Linked DNA regions of Homo sapiens: region 1 is linked to region 2. The links are chromatin contacts, found by Hi-C or POLR2A ChIA-PET in ENCODE. All regions are on one chromosome and are shown on one strand. The core of a region is the stretch at or near the end of the contact, and the rest is flanking DNA. Distances in the headings are between cores, read along the strand shown.

Region 1 (4,888 bases), core at 922-3,421, 37 kb after region 2:
TATTAGTTTCAGGATTTTGGTTTGCTTGTATGTCATTCATAAAATTCAAGTGCATCTTAAAGTTCCCATAGTTCCAGGTTTCTTCACTGGAGGAGTGAAGGCCTGGTACCTGCCTAGAGAACTTCATATTGTAATGTCAGATTCTTTGTTAATTAAATGATTTGCAGTAGCATGAGTTTCTCTCCCATGCTCTCTGCTTATTTCTTACTATAGTTTGTGATGGCCATAAGATGGTGCTGCAGTTTTGCAGTCAGCCTTAAGGATAAGGCTTAGGGGAAGAACACCTACTGCAGTTGTGAGGCAGATGGGACATCAGGAGGGTCTTAGAAGGGATTGTGTAAAAGCCGTTGCTTTAGGGCTTCTTGTTGCTTTCCTTTTGTGGTCTTTTCCTTTTTTTTTTTTTTTTTTTTTTTTTCAGGTCTCCAGGAAAGATAGTTAAGGCTATGCTAGTGTAAGTCTTTATGGCTTGCATGGAACCAGGCAGGCTACTGCTTTCTGCTGTGTGGCCTGGATCCTTTTGTTGTAGAATAAATAACTGCAATAGGAAAGAAACACATATATAATTTTATTCTCCATTCACAGCCCTTTGGGTTATAGTCTTTTCCCATATAGCAGATACTATACTAAAAAAAATTGGGGTGGAGGAATCTTCACTGACATCACAAGGTGATTTTTGAATCCGACTTTTACAGTCTGAAATTCAGACTTCCTGCCCTACTGCAATGGGAGTAAAAACCACCTGAACCTCTTTTTGGCAGCTTCTTCTCTTACTCCCAAATGGCAACAAGTGTTATCTCTTTGATTGAGCTCTTGGTCCATGCAGTCTAATTACCAATTCAGAACAGTGGGGGAACTTCTTATTTTACACAACTGGCAACTGAGTACAGATTTCCACTACTGCAGTAGTTAGAAGAGAGTAGTTGGGGTTGAAATTAAAAGTCTTAAAGTTAACAGAAGTTCATGTTCTGGCTTTGTCACTTACTAGCTGTGTAACCTAGGGCTATTAATCAACTTTCTTAAACCTCAGTTTCTTTTTTCTTTTTTGGAGACAGAGTCTTGTTCTGTTGGCCAGGCTGGAGTGCAGTGACATGATCTTGGCTCACTGCAACCTCCACCTCCCAGTTCAAGCAATTCTCATGCCTCAGCCTCCTGAATAGCTGGGACTAAGGGCGCATGCCACTGTGCCCAGCTAATTTTTTGTATTTTAGTAGAGACGGGGTTTCACCATGTTGCCCAGGCTGGTCTTAAACTCCTGAGCTCAGGCAATCCGCCTGCCTTGGCCTTCTAGAGTACTAGGATTATAATAGGCGTGAGCCACTGCGCCTGGCCAAACCTCAGTTTCTTTACCGATAAAATATAAAATAATAGTTTTGACCTCATATAGTGACTGTAAGAATTAAATGAGAAAGTCCATGTAAATAACTTTACACAGTGCTTGGCACACAGCAAGTGCAAAAAATATATTAGATGTTAGCAGTGGCAGCATCAATAATTACTATTGAACATTTTTGTCAAATATTGTTCATCAGAGACCCTGTTCATCTGTTGTATTTAGAAGTGGTATTCTTTTTACCAAGCACTCATTTACTGTACTCAAAACCAACTTCCAGATTTTTCCTGTCTGTGTCATTGGCTGGCAGAATTAACAGATCTTTCTTTTCTTTTATAGGAAAAAGGAGGGAAATAAATGCTCCAGAAGGCTAGATCTTTAAAGTCTGTGTTCCTTTTCTTAACTGTAAGAAGAAGGCTCTGGTTTCTTCAGGTTATAATTTCATTAAAATAATTTTATTGTTTTCTGACCTGAAAAAATTCAGAATATGTATATCTGCTTGATATTTTCTTTTGGGCATCTTGGTGCAACACTTAAAATCTATTTCATTTTGTAGTTTGGGAGCCATAATTGCAGCTTCACCAGGCTTGGTTCTTCTTGGCCCGGGCCCTTCCCTTCCCTTGCTGGTTAGTACCAGCCGAGCTGGTTTGCTTTTTCCCTTTTTGGTACTATTCTCCTCCTCCTTCCTCCACGTTACCTTCTGCCACGGCCTCTCTTCTTTTTCCCTCCATTTTCAATTTACACTTACATTTTCCCTCCTCCTCCTGGCCCTCCCTAGTTTTTCCCCTCCCCTGGTTTCTAGCTCCTTTTTGCTTTCTGTTTGTGTTACTGAGGGCAGTGCTCCAATTACCTCATATTTGGAGAGAGGAAGCTGCAGCCAATCCGGTTTCTGTCTGCTTTTAGGTCAAGTGATTTCTGAACTGCAGTGAGATGCTTTGAATTTGTCTTGTTGCAGCTCTGAGCCTGTAAGATGGCTGTCTGAATCGGCAGCGGCTGGAAGAGACAGAGAGAGGCGGGGAGGGAGGGAGAAAGAATTGGAGGGATTGCCGGCATAGTGCATGTTTTTAAATGTGCATCGAATCCGATGAGGCCAAGGTTGGGATTTCTGTGGGATCCCAGGACTGGCTTAGCTGCGTTTTTGCTGAGATTAGGAGAGGAAGGAAATGGGAAATTCACTGGGCTGTTTTAAGGAGCCGAAAGAGTCAATAGCTATTCCTGAGAAGGCTCCCATATCTCCTAAGAAAAGGGTTCGGTTCAAAAGGAGGTGGAGAGGGAAGAAAATCCCTACTCCAGAGGCATCTCACCAGGAAGAAACCTCAGAAGGAACTGGAGTCATTGAAGAGACTGAAACCCTAACGAAGTTAACAGAGAGTCTCCAAAAGGAAGACGGAGTGGGAGGGGTAGAGCATACCCCCCCAGATATTTTGCTGCCTGGGGACTCAGCCCCCAACTCACGGGTAGTCGATCGGGGGATGATAGTACAGGTAAAGGAGAGATTCCAAGGGGAGGTCCAGACCGCCCACCTTTTGTTAGAGAATGAGTCATCAGTTGCTGGAGGGGTCTGGGATTCCCTGGAAGAGGGGATGACTGTCATTGCTCACCTGCTTGATAACCCAGCAGAAAGGAACTGCGAGAAGTCAGTGAGCCAACTGGTGGAATTTCCTAGGACAGCATCCTGCAGCAGCAGGGCTGTGTTGCTGCCTTTGCAAGGAGAGACTGCAGTGGAGAAAGGAAATATTCAGCGTGGGTTTCGGAGCTGTGCTTTGCCTAGGACAGACTACCCCACTGATAAAGGAAATCAAGAACAATTTTCAGAGGGCTGGAGTGTGGAGGAAGGAACCAAGAGTGTTTCAGGTGCCCCTCAGACAGCTTCCTGGATTATAGAATGTTCTGTTTCTTCATTACTACTGGACCAGCCTGGAGGCCAAAGACGCACGGAGCCTTCCCATGTGGGTCAAGTGCCCCCCCAGGATTCCAGACTGCCTACTTCTCAGAGTGATTTGTCCATCAGTGGTGTGACTGTGAGCATTTTGCCCTCCTCCTCTGGCTATGGCAGTGATGGGCCACACATACATGGGATCCAGCCTAAAGATACAGAACCTGAAAAGAGCTCTACTTCCTTCTCAGAAGAGGATGGCACTCTTTCTCTGGAGGCAAGCCACACCCCATCATGGGGTCTGGAAGAGGTAGGTGGGCATGTTCAAGAGATAATCAAACTGCTGTTTGGATTCTTGGCCCTCAAACATATTAAAGCTGAGTGTGGTGAGCAGTGAGGATGTTGGTGCCTCTCAAACTTACCCCCATGTGGGTTAGTATCTGCTGGAGCTCAGCAAGCAGAATCTATTTCAGGTCTGCCCCTTGATGCTTGAAACCAAGACTTGTCTCTGGGGAATCCCTGATTCTGAGTAGCCAAGTGGCGTAATTGCTCAAGCTATCTGGTGGGATGATCTCTCAAGGTGCAATGCTAGATAGTACTTACTCTCAGGCAGGTCTGTTTACCAGCTTCCCTGCTACGAGAAGTTGTAATGTAGCACAAGAGACGATGGGGAAGGGCCTAACTGAATCTCTGGAATGAATCTCTGGAATAAATGTGGAAGGGGTCAGGCAGCTGTTGTCAGTGTACTTGCTCTTCCTCACAGGAGAGTGATATTCTTACTAGAGCTGATGCAATCCCATCCCTGTTGGGAAATTTCTGACGGCAGCACTCATTCAGTATTTGTATAGGTGGAGAGGGCTCATCCTTCTTTGGTTCCTAATTCCAGGATTAGAGGAGAGGGACAGAGTTATCTGGGGATTAGTTGAGAGAGAGAGAGGGAGGTTAGGGCAATTTGAAGGTTTAAGGCTAGAAAAGTTTGTTTTGTGACTGGATGTATTTAGGGCTTTAACATGATTTTGTTTTGAGGAATATATTGAGGCATGGATGGTGCTGCTGGTGGTGGTGGTAATGGCAGTTTCTGTGAATGTTTTAAAGGTCAAGGAGCAAGTGAGAATTCAGAGATGTGAACACTGAGATAAGGACTCAGCAAGACCATGGGTAGCACAGCATCTGGCATGTAGGTGTGTGATTGTGTGGGTGATTGAAGTTATAATTCACCAATGGCTAAAGAACTTTTACTGGGATGTTGGCCTCTGCAGCAGAAGAAATAAAAACATTAGGACTTCAAAGTGCAAAATTTATAAAATGAGGTAGGGCACTTTCCTTGCCTAGATGGGGGCCACTGATACTGTACAGGGGCCCTGATGTTTGCAGAGCAGGGATATGGTCTACCTACTGGTGCCCTGCCTATCACTAGCAGCATAAGGCTGAGGATAGATACAAATTCTGAGCAATCTGTGCCTAGAATTTCCTCTTTGGGGATACATTTTCCCCACAGACAGCCCCATCTTAGTGCCCTCTGTTATTAGAGTTTGGAGACTCCCAACAGGTTGAAGAAAAAGTGGCCATTGAAAAAATATCTATTTTATGGATGGGCAAGAGGTTTCTTGGGCCTCATATAAACATGGATATGTGTGGTGGGGAGTGTGATAGTTGTGTTATGGTAGGAAGGAAGGCAGTGA
Region 2 (5,183 bases), core at 2,508-5,007:
ACTGGATTCTTGTAGGTAACTCAGTTCTGATTTCATTTTGTGTGTTTCTTTTACCAATCTTCTAATCATACTTGGCCAATTGAGAACGCTCTCCGGTGGTTTTATGTTTTAGTTCTTACTATGTAGAACTTTAGGTGTTGCAAGTTGTGGGAAATACAAAAAAGTAAATCATGTTCTCTTCAAGGAGTTAATGATCTCCCTGGTAATATAAGAATAAGCATATTAAAAGTTCAGAACACTATATAATTATATAAGTGCTGATTGAGTGATTAGCCCAGTAAGTAACATAGATATTTGGAGGACACAGAGACTGTTGAGAACTGGAGTTGTCAGAAAAGGCAGCCAAAATTTTTCTTAAACACAAATCTGAGCATGTCATTCTCCAATTTAAAATCTTTCAATGCTTCCCCTTACCTATAGGATAAAGTTCGGGTTCCTTAAGCTTGTCATGAAAGGTCTTGATTTGGCCCATACCATCCTATCTCGCCACTACCTAGTTGTCTTTCAGCTATTCCTAATTATGTGCAGTTCTTTGAACATAAGCTTTTTCTTGTCTCCATGAATTTGCATTAGCTATAACTTTATGTAGCAACTTTATTCCTTCCCTTCTCTTTCTGGCTTATACTCATCTTTTAAGGTTAGATAGAGTCACTCCTCCTTGAAACTTCATTAAGTCCCCCATATTTCCTGTCCCTACCCAGGTAGGCTTAACCTCTTATGTTCATGAGCACTCTGTGCTTACCTGTTATAGCACTTAATCAACCTGTTTTGAAGTTGTTTCTCTTATTTAAAGAATAAATGAGGCCAGGTGCCTGTAATCCCAGCATTTTGGGAGGCCAACGCGGGTGGATCACCTGAGGTCAGGAGTTTGAGAACAGCCTGGCCCATATGGTGAAACCCTGTCTCTACTAAAAATAAAAAATTAGCCGGACGTGGTGGGTGGGCACCTGTAATCGCAGCTACTCTGGAGGCTGAGGCAGGAGAATCGCTGGAACCCAGGGGGCAGAGTTGCACTGAGCCGAGATCGCACCATTGCACTCCAGCCTGGGTGACAAAAGCGAAACTCTGTCTCAAAAACAGACAAAAAAAGGGAATGAACGAGGTGGATTTTAAAGAATAAATACCATTTGGAGAGATGAAGAGGAAGAGAAGTAGCCAGTCATGAAGGGAAAATAAGTAGTATGAGCAAAGAGTCAGTGATTTCGATGAGACTATAGTTGGAAGCTGATTCTGATTCAGTCTGCAGATGACACGGGCTTGGAAAGGTTGATGAAGATGTTGGATAACTGAATCAGCATCTAAAAAGATCAAAATATGTTGGAATGACAGTGATCAAATCTAATGAGAATCCTGGCTTTAGATACTTTCAAGACTCCATTAAGTGAAAGATGGATTAAACTTTTAAGTCTAATAATAATACTTTTTTATTTTTTTGAGATGGAGTCTTGCCCTCTTGCCAGGCTGGAGTGCAATGGCACGATCTCAGCTCACTGCAACCTCCGCCTCCTGGGTTCAAGCGATTCTCCTGCCTCAGCCTCCCGAGTAGCTGGGATTGCAGGCATGCGCCACCATGTCCAGCTAATTTTTGTATTTTTAGTAGAGACGGGGTTTCACCATGTTGGTCAGGCTGGTCTTGAACTCCCCACTTCAGCTGATCTGCCCACCTCAGCCTCCCAAAGTGCTGGGATTACAGGCGTGAGCCACCACACCCAGCCTAATAATAATACTTCTAACAGTCCCAAATGAGAGTCAATAGGCAGAAGTTACAAGGAAAGCAGATTATGACATTTTATAGAATTATTACATTGGTACTTTGTCTTATGAATTAGTGAATTCTCTATTATCCTAAATTTTAAACATCAAGAATATTGTAGATTTATGGGAGATTTGGAGAGACCTTTCAATGTGAACTTATGATTCTTTGTTGTTGAAGGGATTTGTGTGTCAGCAGAGAATTAGACTATATAATTTCTAAGGTCCATACCTTAGTGCTGTAGTTTATAGTAGGAAGAAAATTGTTCCTTGCAAAGCAAGAAAGGATTCAAGGCCGAAAAGAAGGATGTGAGGATAAAACCAGAGACCAAGATAAGAAAGTACTTATTGAATGGCTATAAACTCAAAAAAAATAAATAGATAAATATATTCACCTGGGATGTAGAACAAGCATTGACATTGTTTGGAATGGCAGTATGTTGGCTTTTCCTAGGGGATCAATAAGAAGAAAATAACTGGGCTTGGGGAGAGAACCTGGCTGAAGCTTGTATGAATTACTAGTGAACCAGATTTATATACCTCTGCAACTTTCTTCCGAAATGTTCTCTGTCTTGGAAAAGATATGGAAGAGTCAAGCAGCGGGCAGTTATGGTAATTTAGGTTTGCAGATTGTCATGGTGAATGTAGTAGTAGGCAGTTAGGCAGGGGGAGTTCCTGGGGTATTAGTGAGGGCAGCTTTGAATTGCATAACCATGTTGTCTAGCATGGACTGGGATAATCTTAGATGTTCTTTTTCTTTTTATGAGATTGTGTCTTACTCTGTCACCCAGGCTGGAGTGCAGTGGTGTAATCACGGCTCACTGCAACGTCCACCTCCCAGGTTCAAGTGATCCTCCCACCCTCCCACCTCAGCCTCTTGAGTAGCTAGGACTACAGGTGCACACCACCACCTGGCCAATTTTTGTATTTTTAGCAGAGGTGGGGTTTTACCATGTTGGCCAGGCTGGTCTCCAACTCTTGAGCTCAAGTGATCCACCGGCCTCAGCCTCCCAAACTGCTGGGATTACAAGGCATGAGCCACTGCAATATGTGTGTCCCAAATGCCAAGGCCTGGCTGTAGATGTCCTTAATGAATAGGGTAAAATAAGAATGGAGTGATTGAAGGTTGAGAATGATTAGGAGAGGGTATGAGAGACTGATAATGGTAAGTGCTAAATAGGTATGTTTGGGGAAGGAATAAGGCCCAAAATGTGGCAGTGTGGTGGCTGGACATGAATTGGAGATGAGTGCCAGTGGAGCCAAGTAGGCACAGATGCATTGTCACATATATCTTCACGTATATGTAGAGATGATAAATGAACCAAGTCATCGGGGAAGGCTAAGGTAGATTTGCCATGTGGAAGGGGATAGGCCACGGAGCATGGTCAATGACAGTGAGGATGATTTGAACAAGAGGTTATATGGGATGGTGTGGGCTTTCAGAAATAGAAAAGGACCAGGACTGATGGCTCACTGGTCTAGAAATGGCTCTGGGGAATTGGCAGGAGTCGGAGAAAGTAAGTCCTTTACAGGATAAGGCCTCTGTGGAGCAGTCATTGTCAAGCATTGACAGTCATGTTTTTGTTAAAGAGGTAAAAAAAAAAAAACCTGGAGAAAAAAGGAGTTTGCTGCTGTGACAGGAGAAGGTAGAGAGGGAAGAGATGTGCAGTGGGGGTAAGCTGGGCAGCTTTGAGAGTTTGATTGTTTTGATAATGGCTGGTAAAGAAATTGGAATGAAGGAATTCCTGGGGTAGGAGAGGGAGGGAGTTGGGCATTCCTCAGGCAGATCAGCACATGAAGAGTGAAATTTAACCACTGCAATATGTGTGTCCCAAATGCCAAGGCCACCCTGTCTGTTGGTGGTATCACGGCTTTGGCTTTTTGAAGCTTGTTGTGAGGGAAGTGGGGAATCAGTCTGCTCCCTGCTCTGCTCAAATTATTGTGCTAAGGAGACTTTGCCATGGTATGATTTTTGAGGCACGTGGTGATTCTGTCTGATTTGTAAACTGACAACGTGATCAGGGCCAAAGAGGAAGTTCAGCTAGGCCAAACCTTCCTAAGAAGAAGTCACTGTCCCACAGTTATGTGGGTAAGTTGTTCTAGAGAAACAGAGATGTGGGCAGGGCAGCAGCGTGGGAACCTGTTACCTGGGTAGCACTAAGCCAGTGCCTTCTCTGTGTTTCCTTTACAGATGAACGGGACCGGGTTCAGAAGAAAACGTTCACCAAGTGGGTCAACAAGCACTTAATGAAGGTAGGACCCTTTCATATATATGCTGCCCCAGCACCTCTCACTGCTCTCATCTGGATCTGTCATTCCTTCTTTCAGATGGTTTAGATTGCTTGCTGTGTGCTCAAGTCTATGAAGATACACATGTGACTTTTCTTTTCTCTTCTTTTCTTTTTTAATAGAGAAGGGGTCTTGCCATGTTGCTCAGGCTGTTCTCAAACTCCTGGGCTCAAGCAATCCTACTGCCTCAGCCTCCAAAGTGCTGGGATTACAGGCATGAGCCACCATGCCCAGCTTTTTGAAAACTAATATAGTCATAATGGCATGGAAACTTGTATTAATCTGCTTCTTGGTGAAGACATTATTACCTACCATTACATCAGGAGGCAGAGGCTGAAGATACCATGGGATGATTTTAAAAATTCGAAGAACAGTTTATTCCTAGCTTTATACATTGCTTTATAAGCCTGTTTCTTTTTTTTTTTAATTTATTAATTTATTTTAAAATAGACACAGGGTCTCACTATGTTGCCCACTCTGGTATCAAACTCCTGGGCTAAAGCGATCCTCCTACCTCTGCCTCCCAAAGTGTTAGGATTACAGGCGTGAGCCACTACACCCAGTGTATTTTTATTTTTTAATCTGAATACTATGGAAGGATGATAGAGGGGGATTTTCTCTCTTTCTCTTAAAGTGCATGAATCTTAAATGTTTAACTTGATGAATTTTTACATGAATTTTACCACCAGGTAGTCTAAAATACAGAATATTTCCAGAATGGTTAGGGCTGAATGAAGATTATTATTATCATTATTATTATTTTAAATAGAGGAGAAACCATAACAGAGGCATGTTAAGACTCACCTAAAGATAATAATAATAATTGTTATATATTAGATATATAAAATATAATAATAATATATTATTATGGTATTATTATTTTAAATAAAAGAGAAACCAAAACAGAGGCATGTTAAGACTCACCTAAAGATAAACAGTATGACTACTGTGGCAGTTAGAATCTGAAAACAAAGTTTTTGAATTATAATAATAATTAGTGCTTCTCTGGGAAAGGGAAAGGTCACCAGTGATCCCTTAATTGCCCTATCCAGTAGCCTAGTTTTATCTTCCTCTTATTTGATTTCTCTGTAGCATTTGATACTGTCGTCTACTCCTTAAAACCCTCTCTTACAATGACTTCT

Evidence for each region. Hi-C counts contacts between places; a loop is a spot of excess contacts on that map. ChIA-PET counts read pairs that join two places held with the same protein, here RNA polymerase II (POLR2A). Pooled maps may share reads with other maps.
Region 1: a loop to region 2 is called in a pooled map, with 2.4 times the contacts of the local background. The contact joins two enhancer-like sites. A Hi-C loop is called at or near these places in 2 of 37 single-sample maps with no recorded cell type and 2 of 50 pooled maps. POLR2A ChIA-PET finds 5 or more read pairs at or near these places in 14 of 52 experiments (A673, BJ, CD4-positive, alpha-beta T cell and 8 more).

The regions. Positions count from the first base shown.
Region 1 is chr1:39,266,205-39,271,092 of GRCh38, forward strand. The region is part of intron 6 of MACF1 (microtubule actin crosslinking factor 1); the gene reads left to right. Among named protein-coding and RNA genes, the nearest start is that of MACF1, 64 kb to the left of the region's middle. Within about 2 kb of position 2,172, at least 18 of the 41 ENCODE cell types and tissues checked have a DNase peak (open chromatin) inside an H3K27ac peak, as active enhancers do.
Region 2 is chr1:39,227,239-39,232,421 of GRCh38, forward strand. MACF1 (microtubule actin crosslinking factor 1) reads left to right here. Exons shown (of 101, transcript NM_001394062.1): 2 at 3,944-4,005. Among named protein-coding and RNA genes, the nearest start is that of MACF1, 25 kb to the left of the region's middle. RefSeq lists enhancers at 3,689-3,758, 3,779-3,848. Within about 2 kb of position 3,758, at least 8 of the 41 ENCODE cell types and tissues checked have a DNase peak (open chromatin) inside an H3K27ac peak, as active enhancers do.